Regions from separate parts of the Homo sapiens genome. Here all the other regions are linked to region 3. Evidence: chromatin contacts called from ENCODE Hi-C or POLR2A ChIA-PET data. All regions are on one chromosome and are shown on one strand. Each heading gives the region's core, a stretch centred on a gene start or an enhancer-like site at or near the end of the contact. The rest is flanking DNA. Distances are from core to core; before and after follow the strand shown.

Region 1 (3,349 bases), core at 1-2,500, 250 kb after region 3:
GCTTCTGCTTCTCAGCCTCCAAACAGGGCCATAAGCCCTCTTAACTTTTTTGCTTTCCTCCTCAGTGATTGAGGCCAGTCAGTGGTGACAGCTGAGAGAATGAGTCAACACTTAGCCACTTACTTCCTAGGCTGAGGGTTGTAGGTGTCTGTTTTAGGGAGTGGGAGGACAGTGCTGCGTTTTCTTCCCTCTCACCTTCCAAAGGCGGGGTGCTCTGCGAAGCTCCAGAGTGACAGTCCCAGTGAGGAGACCCTGAATGGTGAGAAGGGCAAGTGTTGAGCTCTGGTCCCGTTAGGAAGGGGCCCTGGGACCTTCCACCCTCCCTTGTGGTGGGTCTTACTGAGGCTCCAGGCCCAAGAGGCAGCGCTGTGGCCATGTGACAATCAGAGTTCAGGCAGGCGACTGAGACAGCAAGGGGCACCACAACCACTGCCAGCCATAGCTGGCTCACCTGGGGGTAAGGGTAGGGTAATTGGGGAGGAACTGTCAGGGATTCCCTCCCTTCTCGTAACTCCTACCTCTTTAGAGATCAGGAAATGGGATTGAATGCAGGGTGGAGGAAAGCAGTCAACCCAGAGCAAGGACGTGATCATTAAAAATTAAGTATCATTTAATTTTTTCTGCCTCATATTGTAGTTTAGTTACTTACCTGTATGTTTTCCCCCACAAGATGGAAGCTACTTGGGAGATTAAGGGTCTTGCCTTGTTTATTTCTATGTTTTCCTCTACCCTCCTCCCATTCAGAACCTAGCTCAGTTTCTGGCACATGGTAGGTGCTCACTTAACATGGATGGATGGATGGATGGAATTGAATTGGGTAGAAGTGGACATGCTGAGACCTGGGATGGGGTAGCCTGGCCTCACCGCTAGCACCAAGAGGTGCCCACTCTGCCTGTGCCTTGCCCAGTGTTGTAGCTTTTCCAGACGAAGGCTGTGTCTCTCCTGCTCTTGCTCACCAGCTCTATCTTCCATGGCTCCTTTGCCCACAAGAATTAGGTGCTTCCTAGGCTGGGAAAAATGCGTTATAGGTTCTGTCTATTAGGAGACAGGACATGCAACAACGTATCTTTCAGCTACACCTCTGCCCACTCCCAATATCCAGGGATTTGAGGTCCAGGTCCTCACACCTACCTAGTCTGAAGCAGCTACTCCAAAGGGATGGGACCCAGCTGGGTCCTAGGTCTCCTAAGGGGCTTGATAGCTCAGAGCAGACGACAAACTTGTCCTGGCAGAGGAAGGCTGTCAGGGATGGGGTGTGGTGGGGCAAAGGTTTCTATGAAGGCCTAAGGATCTAGGGAGTGGCCCTGGGTAGATACCGGCCTCAGTTCACTCCACAAGATGTCTAGCCCGACCTCACTCTGTTCCCATTTCTCATTACCCTCATTTCTGCCCATCCTGGGTTCCTTTTCTGGTTTCACTTACCTCATCCCCATGGACACTATCACTCTGGACCTCAATTCCCCCTCATTTCCATATGATCTTACTCCTTTCTTTGGCTTCCTCCTCAAATTATGTGCCCTTCCCTAGAGATCCTACTTTCTGTCTGGATTGGTCCCCTGTCATTACTACTTGCAGCTTTGCCCCCAGACCAGGTAAGGTTGAATTCCAGGGGCTTTCTTGCCTCTCACTTTCTGGACAGTCTCCCTTCCTTCTTTCTTGAAGGTTTTACTCTGAACTGAACACTGACTCAATGGATGGGGGGGACCCTGTTTATGGTGGGGATTGTTTTTGATTCAATGATAACCTGCAACTGGACATTATCTATCTATCTATCTATCTATCTCATGGTCCTCAAATAGTGAGTCTTGGGAAGGATGCTATTGCAACAATTAATATTTTTGAGAGAGAAGGTGCCTCATAGCCAGACAGACCTGAGCTGGAATCTTAGCTCTGCTGCTTCTCCATCTGTGTGATCTTGGATACATTATTATTATTATTATTATTATATTATTGAGACAGGGGCTCACTGTCACCCAGGCTGGAGTGCAGTGGCATGATCATGGCTCACTGTAGCCAACACCTTCTGGGCACAAATAATCATCCTGCCTCAGTCTCCCAAGTAGCTGGGATCACAGGCACATGCCACCATGCCTGGCTAATTTTTAAATTTTTTGTAGAGACAGGGTCGTCTCACAATGTTGCCTAAGCTGGTCTCAAACTCCTGGGCTCAAGCCATCCTCCCTGCTTGGCCTCCCAAACTGCTGGGATTACAGGTGTGGGCCACTGTGTCTGTCCTGATAGATATGTTTTTCTACCTATTCGCACCTCAGTTTATTCACTGATAAAAGGGGGCTAACAATATGACTGTGAAGAGTTGTTGATTCAGGGTGGGTGTTTAATAACTATTAGTGGTGCTGATGAGGTCACACCGATAAGTCTGATGCCCATACACTAAAAGTGTTATTCAGAAGGAAGCTGGGGACACATTTCTACAGTCGGAAGCAGAACCAGCTGGGCCCAAATATACTCTATAGATCAAAACAAATCCCAGATCTACCTAGGTGCCCTTGGCAAGTTGCTTAATCTCTCTGTTCCCTTATCTATAAAAGGAAGTTAATAATACCAGTCTCAAGGGGTTGCTTTCAGCATGGAAGAGAGCTTAGCCCAGTACCTGGTACACAAGTGCTCAATGTTAGTGGCTATGATCATCATCACTATTATTATTTCTTGTTGTTGACGATAAGAGGAGACTGCGCCAGAAGACTCTAGAAGTTAGTACGAGGAGGGAGGCAGGGTCCTGGGAGGCAAGTGATCTTTTGTAAGCCACTCCTGCCCCATCAGTGCTGTGCCAACATCGGCGGGTCATTGTATCTACTCTTTTCTTTCCCGGGGAGTGGGAGTCACGTTTTAAAGAGATCCAGAAAACTGCTGTGTGTCTACTCCTCCTCAATTCCCACGTGCATTGATTTTATTTGGTGGCGATGTGAGATGTTGGGCTTGCACTGAGGATCCCCGAGCCTGCAGGCCACTGGGGAAACAGACTTCCTGAAGCCTCATTTTTCTTACTTGTAAATGGGGGCTAATTTAATTATAGAGGGTTATTGGAAAGATTATATACTATTAGATAGGTGAACAGGCATTCAGTAAATATTGACTAAATCTGAGTATACTACTTACCAGTTTGTAGTCTAGACTACAATCGCCTGGAAGGAAGGTACCACTTCTTTCTCATCCCTCACAGCGCTGAGCCCAGTGCCTGGCACTTAGTAAGCACTCAGTAAATATTTGTTGTATTGAAGAGCCATTAAAGTGACTTGAGGAATGGAAAATAGAATTCGAGAGGAAGGCGCAGGAATTGTTTATCAAGAACGGAAAGGACCGAAGAGTAACTTTAATAATGTTTCTTATA
Region 2 (3,477 bases), core at 556-3,055, 210 kb before region 3:
ATAGCTGGGATTACAGGCGCCTGCCACCATGCCCGGCTAATTTTTGTATTTTTTCATAGGATGGGGTTTTGCCACATTGGCCAGGCTGGTCTCGAACTCCTGAGCTCAAGCAATACCCCCGCCTCGGCCTCCGAAAGTGCTGGGATTACAGGCATGAGCCACCACCTTGCAACCTGTCTTTAAAAAAAGAAAGGCCGGGCACAGTGGCCCACACCTGTAATCCCAACACCTTGGGAGGCCGAGGCGGGTGGATCACATGACGTCAGGAGTTCAAGACCAGCCTGACCAACATGGTGAAACCCCATCTCTACTAAAAATACAAAAATTAGCCAGGTGCCATGGTGCGCACCTGTAATCTCAGCTACTCTGGAGGCTGAGACAGGAGAATCTCTTGAACCCAGGAGGCAGCGGTTGCAATGAGCCGAGATCATGCCACTGCACTCCAGCCTCAGTGACAGAGTGAGACTCTGTCTCAAAGAAAAAAAAAGTAAAATTAGCCGGGTATGGTGGCGTGCACTTGTAGTCCCAGCTACTCAGCAGGCTGAGGTGGGAGGATTGCTCAAGCCAGGTAATTAGAGGCTGCAGTAACCCATCCATGATAACACGGCTGCACTCTAGCCTGGGTGACAGAGTGAGACTATCTGAACAGAAGACGAAAAAAAAAAGAAAAAGAAAAGAGACAAGACAAGACAAGACAAGATAGTGGAGCAAAGCTTCTGCTTTTCCTTTGTAAGCCAGCAAATGCTACCCTATGGAAGGGAAAGGACGGGAAGAGAAAAGTACTGTCCAACTCCACTGAATCTGTAGCAACAGCATGACGTTCAGATAAAAAATATCTAATATGGCTGGGCACAGTGACTCACACCTGTAATCCCAGCACTTTGGGAGGCCGAGGCGGGTGGATCATCTGAGGTCAGGAGTTCGAGACCAGCCTGCTCAACATGGTGAAACCCCATCTCTACTAAAAATCCAAAAGTTAGCTGGGCATGGTGGCGTGTGCGTGTATTAGTCCCAGTTACTCGGGAGGCTTAGGCAAGAGAATCGCTTGAACCCGGGAGGTGGGGGTTGCAGTGAGCTGAGATTGCATCACTGCACTCCAGCCTGGGCGACAGAGTGAGATTCCGTCTCAAACAGACAAACAAAAAAAAAATCTGGTATGGAGTTGGGAGAGATAAGACTAAACCTCATGTTCCCATATTTGAATTGGATGCAAAAAAAAAAAAAAAAAAATTCGGCCGGGCGTGGTGGCTCGCGCCTGTAATCCCAGCACTTTGGGAGGCTGAGGCACCTGAGGTCAGTAATTCAAGACCAGCCTGGCCAACATGGTGAAACCCTGTCTCTACAAAAATTAGCCGGGCATAATGCAGGTGCCTGTAATCCCCAACTACGCGGGAGGCTGAGACATGAGAATCGCTTGAACCCAGGAAGCGGAGGTTGTAGTGAGCCGAGATTGCGCCACTGCGTTCCAGCCTGGGCGACAGGGTGAGACTCCGTCGCAAAAATAAATACATAAATAAATAAAATTTTTAAAAAATAAAAATAAAAATTCACCAACATAAAGATGATATTTAAATCTGTATATGTGAGAAGGAACAAGTACTAACTGCATCACAATTAAACAGTTTCCTAGGAGTGGCTTCTGAATGTTACTTCTTTGTATCTTATTTTTGTATCTGAATGTTACTTCTTTGTATACTTACTGGCCTGTATCGCAGGCTTTCACTTGTTAATTGAGTTCTCTCTTCTTAAGTATTTTGGCATTTCTACCACCAGGTGGCGATGTCCCACTGTCTTTCATTTACTCATTGTCGAACGAGAGATTCTTAAAGAATTTGGGGGTGGGGGGAGGGGTCAGGTTATGTCCTTCTACTAGTTATACAAATAAGCGCTTGCTTTCATGCTGAAAAGCGAAAAGAATTTGGAGGGGGAGGGTAAGAGGTCAGGCAGTGGCTGCCTCTTCCTCCCTATTTGTTTTCTTAGTCGTTTGGTTTCCATGGGAATCCATGTTTGAGCAGCAACTCTGAATCCATTTACTGCCCCTCCAGGCTTGGGGCTGAGCCCAGAGACAAGCTGTGAAGAACAGCAGATGGGTAGAAAGGCGGGGAAGATTTATTTGGTAAATTTGGATAGCAAAAGAGGCCAACAGGTGCCGGGGGAGCAGTGGTGAGGTGGAGTGCACGAAGGAATGTGAAAGGCAGACAATGTTTTTTAGTTCAAATAAAATTGGGGAACATTAAAATAGTTTCCAAAACTCTTCAGTCAGGGATACTCTGTTCTCTCCCCATAGATCATCTTAGGACACACTCTGGGCCTTGTATATTACCAGGTCCTCTCTATCTCTTATCCAAAAAAAAATCAACAGGCTAGGCACCATGGCTCACACCTGTAATCCCGACATTTTGGGAGGATGAGGCAGGAGGATCACTTGAGCCTAGGAGTTTGAGACCAACCTGGGCAATAGAGGGAGATCCCATCTCCACAAAAAAAAAAAAATTGTTTTAATTAGCTGGGCATGGTGGCTCACACCTATAGTCCCAGCTACTCTGAAGGCTGCAGTGGGAGGATCGCCTTAGCCCAGGAGTTCAAGGCCACAGTGAGCCGTTATCTTTTTGCCAGCCTGGGCAACAGAGCAAGACCCTGTCTCAACAAAACAAAACAAAACAAAACAAAAACGTCAGCAGACAAGTGTCAGAACCTGTCCAAGGTTAAAGCCCTTTGGAGTAAGAGAACTCCAAGGAAAAAACCTCCACTGCATTCCCCAGGCAAAGCATAATTCCGCATACAGCAAGCTCTCAGTAAAATATTGGTTGAATGAATGAATGAATGAATGAATGAATGAGCAATAAGAATCAGATGGCCTTGACTAGCCTTACTTAGTTCCAGCTTGAGATAACAAACTCAGCACAAAGAAAAATCATCTATTCTGTCATCAAAATCATGAGGATGTGAATGTTTTCATTCACAGATTAAGTCATTCAAAGAATGATGAGGGTGTTTTGTTGTTGTTGTTCTGCTTAAATCAGATGTTTTTCATACTTGCATTACTAATACCCCAGTTTCTAAGAGTATTTGCATTTCAGTTTGTTTGTGACAATATTCGGGTATCCATTCACAGATAGCAGTTGATCTGCATATGAACAGCTTTCTACCTTGAGATGGAATCAAGTCTTCCCTCTAATTCCTTAACCACCAGCCCCACTCTTTCTCTTCACTTTCTGACCCACTACCCTGTTTAATTATCATTCATTCTGTAGTTATTTATTTGCTTACATTTTTATTGCTTGTCACTTCTACAAATGATAGGTGACAAGCTTCTTTCTTTCTTCCGGATCACTAAGCCTTCTCTAAGTTTTATCGTCTAAATGTTCATCTTACTTTTTTTTTTCTTTTTTCTTTTTTTTTTTTTTTTTTTGAGACAAAGTCTCACTCTCTCACATGGCTGGAGTGCAGTGGCACGATCTTGGCTCACCGCAACCT
Region 3 (3,434 bases), core at 496-2,995:
GTGGGGTTTCTTTTCTGGTACACAGTGTTGCCCGCTATCATTTGGTCAGTTAGAATGGAATATGAGTAGTACATAAGGGACTAGGCCATCTGGGAGAAGCTCTAAACACCACTTGATATTATTGTTTCTTCAAATTGATAAATTGATTGGGCAGTGGTAACTAACTCCTGACAAGATTTCTTGGAAATTACAAAAACTTTTCCTCAATGAGTTTCTTAGCATTTAGGGAAAAATCCTTCAGGGCATTTTGCAAAAATTATTTTTTAAAAAATGATCCACTTAACGTTTGTGTGATACGTAAATACAGAAAGTCTTTCTGTTGTTAATTTCCCTGGGTGAGGAAGGCTAACGTGAATTTTTCAGAAATGTAATAATACATAATAATAGTAAAATAATAATTGCACCTGACCACTAATTTTAAACAAGTCATTTTATCTCTTGATCCCTCAGATTATTTTGCTCTTGTTTTCTTCATGTAAATACTGGTATACTATGTGGGCTGAATTAATTCATTAAGTTAATAAGGTAAATGTCAAAAAAAAATCAGTATTATGCTCTAACTCACCAGGGGAGTGATGCTGAAGAAGGGGATTCAGAGTCTGAAATTGAAGATGAGACTTTTAATCCTTCAGAAGATGACTATGAAGAGGAAGAGGAGGACAGTGATGAAGATTATTCATCAGAAGCAGAAGAGTCAGGTTAGTCTTACAGAGCAAAGTTCGTCCTGGCTTCCTAATCTAATGTCATTTCTGAAAACTACTTTTTTTAGACTAAGAACTCTGTCGTTCCATTCTGTTCCCGCATGATGACTAACGCTTAATTAATTTTCTTCCAGACTATTCTAAGGAGTCATTGGGTAGTGAAGAAGAGAGTGGAAAGGATTGGGATGAACTGGAGGAAGAAGCCCGAAAAGGTTTTTAAAAATGTGTTGTTTTTTATTCATTTGTCTACGCACAAATTTCTAACACATTTCAATATTTTGAGGTGTTAGTATTGATGGCGTAATGAAAGTAACAAAAGAACACTATAAAAGTGCTTTGGAGCCACAGATACAACTTCATTGACTGAAGGAGAAAATGAGGTGTGGAATGTGTCCATACTCTCCAGTGGGCAGTGCTCTGCCAAACTGGATGCTGTTTTCATCTGCGCAAGCCCCCATCTTTCCTATAGCCATGATAGCCACATATTCATGTAATACTCAAGAATTAGCCTACTCAGTTTCCAAACCTAAATCCTATAATACTTTAATTTTCTAGGCTTCTTCCAGGTTAGGCATGTCTTTATAATGCTAATCTAGTTACTCTGAAGCCAAACCCCAAACAAACGTTTTAAAGCTTAAAAGGAAATAAATATTAACTGCTGTGTTCCAAGCATTGGGAATAGGTAGTTTTCATAGGTTACCTTATTTAACCCTTAAATAATTCTCCCTTTTGTAAATAAACCAAGGTTCAGAAAGTACTTGCCCAATATTAAAACTTGGGTCTGATTCCAAAGTGTATTCTCTGTACTATCTCATGCTATCCAGTAATATTAGGTACCTAAAGCTTACCTATTGCTAACTAATAATGCCTCTTCTATTTAGCGGACCGAGAAAGTCGTTACGAGGAAGAAGAAGAACAAAGTCGAAGTATGAGCCGGAAGAGGAAGGCATCTGTGCACAGTTCGGGCCGTGGCTCTAACCGTGGTTCCAGACACAGCTCTGCACCCCCCAAGAAAAAGAGGAAGTAACTTCTGAACTTTGGCCCTGAGCTCCATTCTTCCTCCAGCCAACCCCTGAAAATTTTACATGACATAGAAACTGTATTTTTCCTTTCGTTTTCATTTGAAGTTTTGCCATTTGTGTTTATGGGTTTAGGGGGCCATTTGTGTGGACCAATCTACTCGGGGAATTCCAGGCCCACCAGGACACGTGCCAATGGCCCCATTCAGATGGCAAGGGAGGAGGTGTTCTTGAAGACAGGAGGAGGCTCCCGCTGTTAATAAATATTGTTTCATTCTTCTCTCTTCCTGTCACCTTCTGCCAAGACATTGATGGCTTCTGACATCTTATTTGGTGTCTCAAAGCTGTATTTCCAAGACAGTGGTACAAGGTGACCCTTAATTACCCGTATCATGGTTCTTGACCAGCACATTCAATCCTCCAACCTACCCTACTGCCATGACCTTCCGCACATCTCTAAGTTTTATCTTTGCAATACTCAAGGTTCTCGGAAATTTGCTAATGGTTGTGATAAACCATACAGCTTGAGCCAGTGAGGCAGATTGGGCTGGTGCCTTCGTCTGAGTTTTCCTGCTTTCCTGCCTCGTGCAGATTCTGAGGTATATCTGCTGCCTTGGAAGACATAAGAAGCAGTGATACTCCCTGGCTCGGTTATTTTCTCCATACAATGCACACATGGTACAATGATAGAAGGCAAAATTGCCACTGTCTTCTTTTTTTTCTCATATATCTAAGGAAGATATATCAGGTTGTGCCTCATGTACCGCTTCTAGTGAAATGTAGAGGAAGGCTCAAAGGAGTCAACATTTATATCTGGAAGGGACAAGTCATGCCTTGGGCCTAGAATACCCTGATGAGAAAAGAGAAGAGGAAGGGAGGCCATATCTACAACACAGCCTCTCGGCACTGCTGCTCCTTATTTTAACTTTGTCTTGCATTGTCCTGTATTTATCACAGTTTCTGTTGAACAGCTTTTCAAGTATTTGGGGAGTTTATCTTGCCATCCTCCCCTTCTGGTTCTCTGCACCCACCTGTCCCACTGCAGTTCCTTCCGTGCTCTGTGACTTTAAGAGAAGAAGGGGGGAGGGGTCCCGGATTTTATGTTTGTTTGTTTTTTCTCCTTAGCAGTAGGACTTGATATTTTCAATTTTGGAAGAACTAAAAGATGAATAAACTGGGTTTTTTTTGTTGTTTGTTTTTGTAAATTCACCTGTGACCGTTCATTTTCAGTTCTTGAAAGCAAGCCTGCTTCCTGCCTGGTAAAGTGCTAAGGTACTGGAGAAAAATGCCTTTAGCTAGCTAGTTTTACAAATGAAACTTTCATCATTCTAAACTTTCATCATTAGATTGAGAGACACTAGACATCACAGTAAACCAAATTCATGTTATAGCAAGCTAACTTTATAAGAGACTTTTTACTATGGTTCCCTCAGAGACTTTTAGATTGGAATAGCACTTGTTCCTTCATGAAAACAAATCTTCAGTCATCTCCTTGTAAATAGCATGGAGGACAGCAGCTGCTTGAAGGGAAACCTTCAGCCTTCCTATTGGGGTAGCCAGATCTTCAGGGCTAACAACTGTTGGGAAAGGGAAAAAAACAGCATCACTCAGTTGAACACTTTGATACTTGGTATTTGTCAGGTTAGGTACTGGGGATGCTAAATGAATGAAATTACCCATTTCATAAGAGGACTCAATCTAGTGAAGGAGAAAG

The links. A loop is a pair of places that touch in the nucleus more often than their neighbours do. ChIA-PET counts read pairs that join two places held with the same protein, here RNA polymerase II (POLR2A). Pooled maps may share reads with other maps.
Region 1: a pooled map shows a loop between it and region 3 (2.7-fold over the local background). The contact joins the promoter of TMEM253 here to the enhancer-like site in region 3. A Hi-C loop is called at or near these places in 1 of 50 pooled maps. POLR2A ChIA-PET finds 5 or more read pairs at or near these places in 2 of 52 experiments (GM12878 and H1).
Region 2: a loop to region 3 is called in a map of CD4-positive, alpha-beta memory T cell, with 3 times the contacts of the local background. The contact joins two enhancer-like sites. A Hi-C loop is called at or near these places in 2 of 168 maps with a recorded cell type or tissue (CD4-positive, alpha-beta memory T cell and endothelial cell of umbilical vein) and 5 of 50 pooled maps. POLR2A ChIA-PET finds 5 or more read pairs at or near these places in 1 of 52 experiments (activated CD4-positive, alpha-beta T cell).

The regions. Positions count from the first base shown.
Region 1 is chr14:21,098,967-21,102,315 of GRCh38, reverse strand. It overlaps TMEM253 (transmembrane protein 253), which reads right to left and starts at 1,250. Exons shown (of 7, transcript NM_001395467.1): 1 at 1,132-1,250; 2 at 865-1,008; 3 at 341-451; 4 at 196-252. The coding sequence starts at 972. It also overlaps a transcript of ZNF219 not described here.
Region 2 is chr14:21,556,084-21,559,560 of GRCh38, reverse strand. No RefSeq gene overlaps it. Among named protein-coding and RNA genes, the nearest start is that of OR10G3, 22 kb to the left of the region's middle. RefSeq lists a silencer at 717-903 and enhancers at 922-1,465, 1,466-2,009. Within about 2 kb of position 1,805, at least 21 of the 41 ENCODE cell types and tissues checked have a DNase peak (open chromatin) inside an H3K27ac peak, as active enhancers do.
Region 3 is chr14:21,350,967-21,354,400 of GRCh38, reverse strand. SUPT16H (SPT16 homolog, facilitates chromatin remodeling subunit) reads left to right here. Exons shown (of 26, transcript NM_007192.4): 24 at 569-698; 25 at 836-913; 26 at 1,583-2,925. The coding sequence ends at 1,728. RPGRIP1 (RPGR interacting protein 1) reads right to left here. Exons shown (of 25, transcript NM_020366.4): 25 at 3,100-3,297. The coding sequence ends at 3,185. Among named protein-coding and RNA genes, the nearest start is that of SUPT16H, 31 kb to the left of the region's middle. RefSeq lists an enhancer at 1,218-2,417. Within about 2 kb of position 1,745, at least 3 of the 41 ENCODE cell types and tissues checked have a DNase peak (open chromatin) inside an H3K27ac peak, as active enhancers do.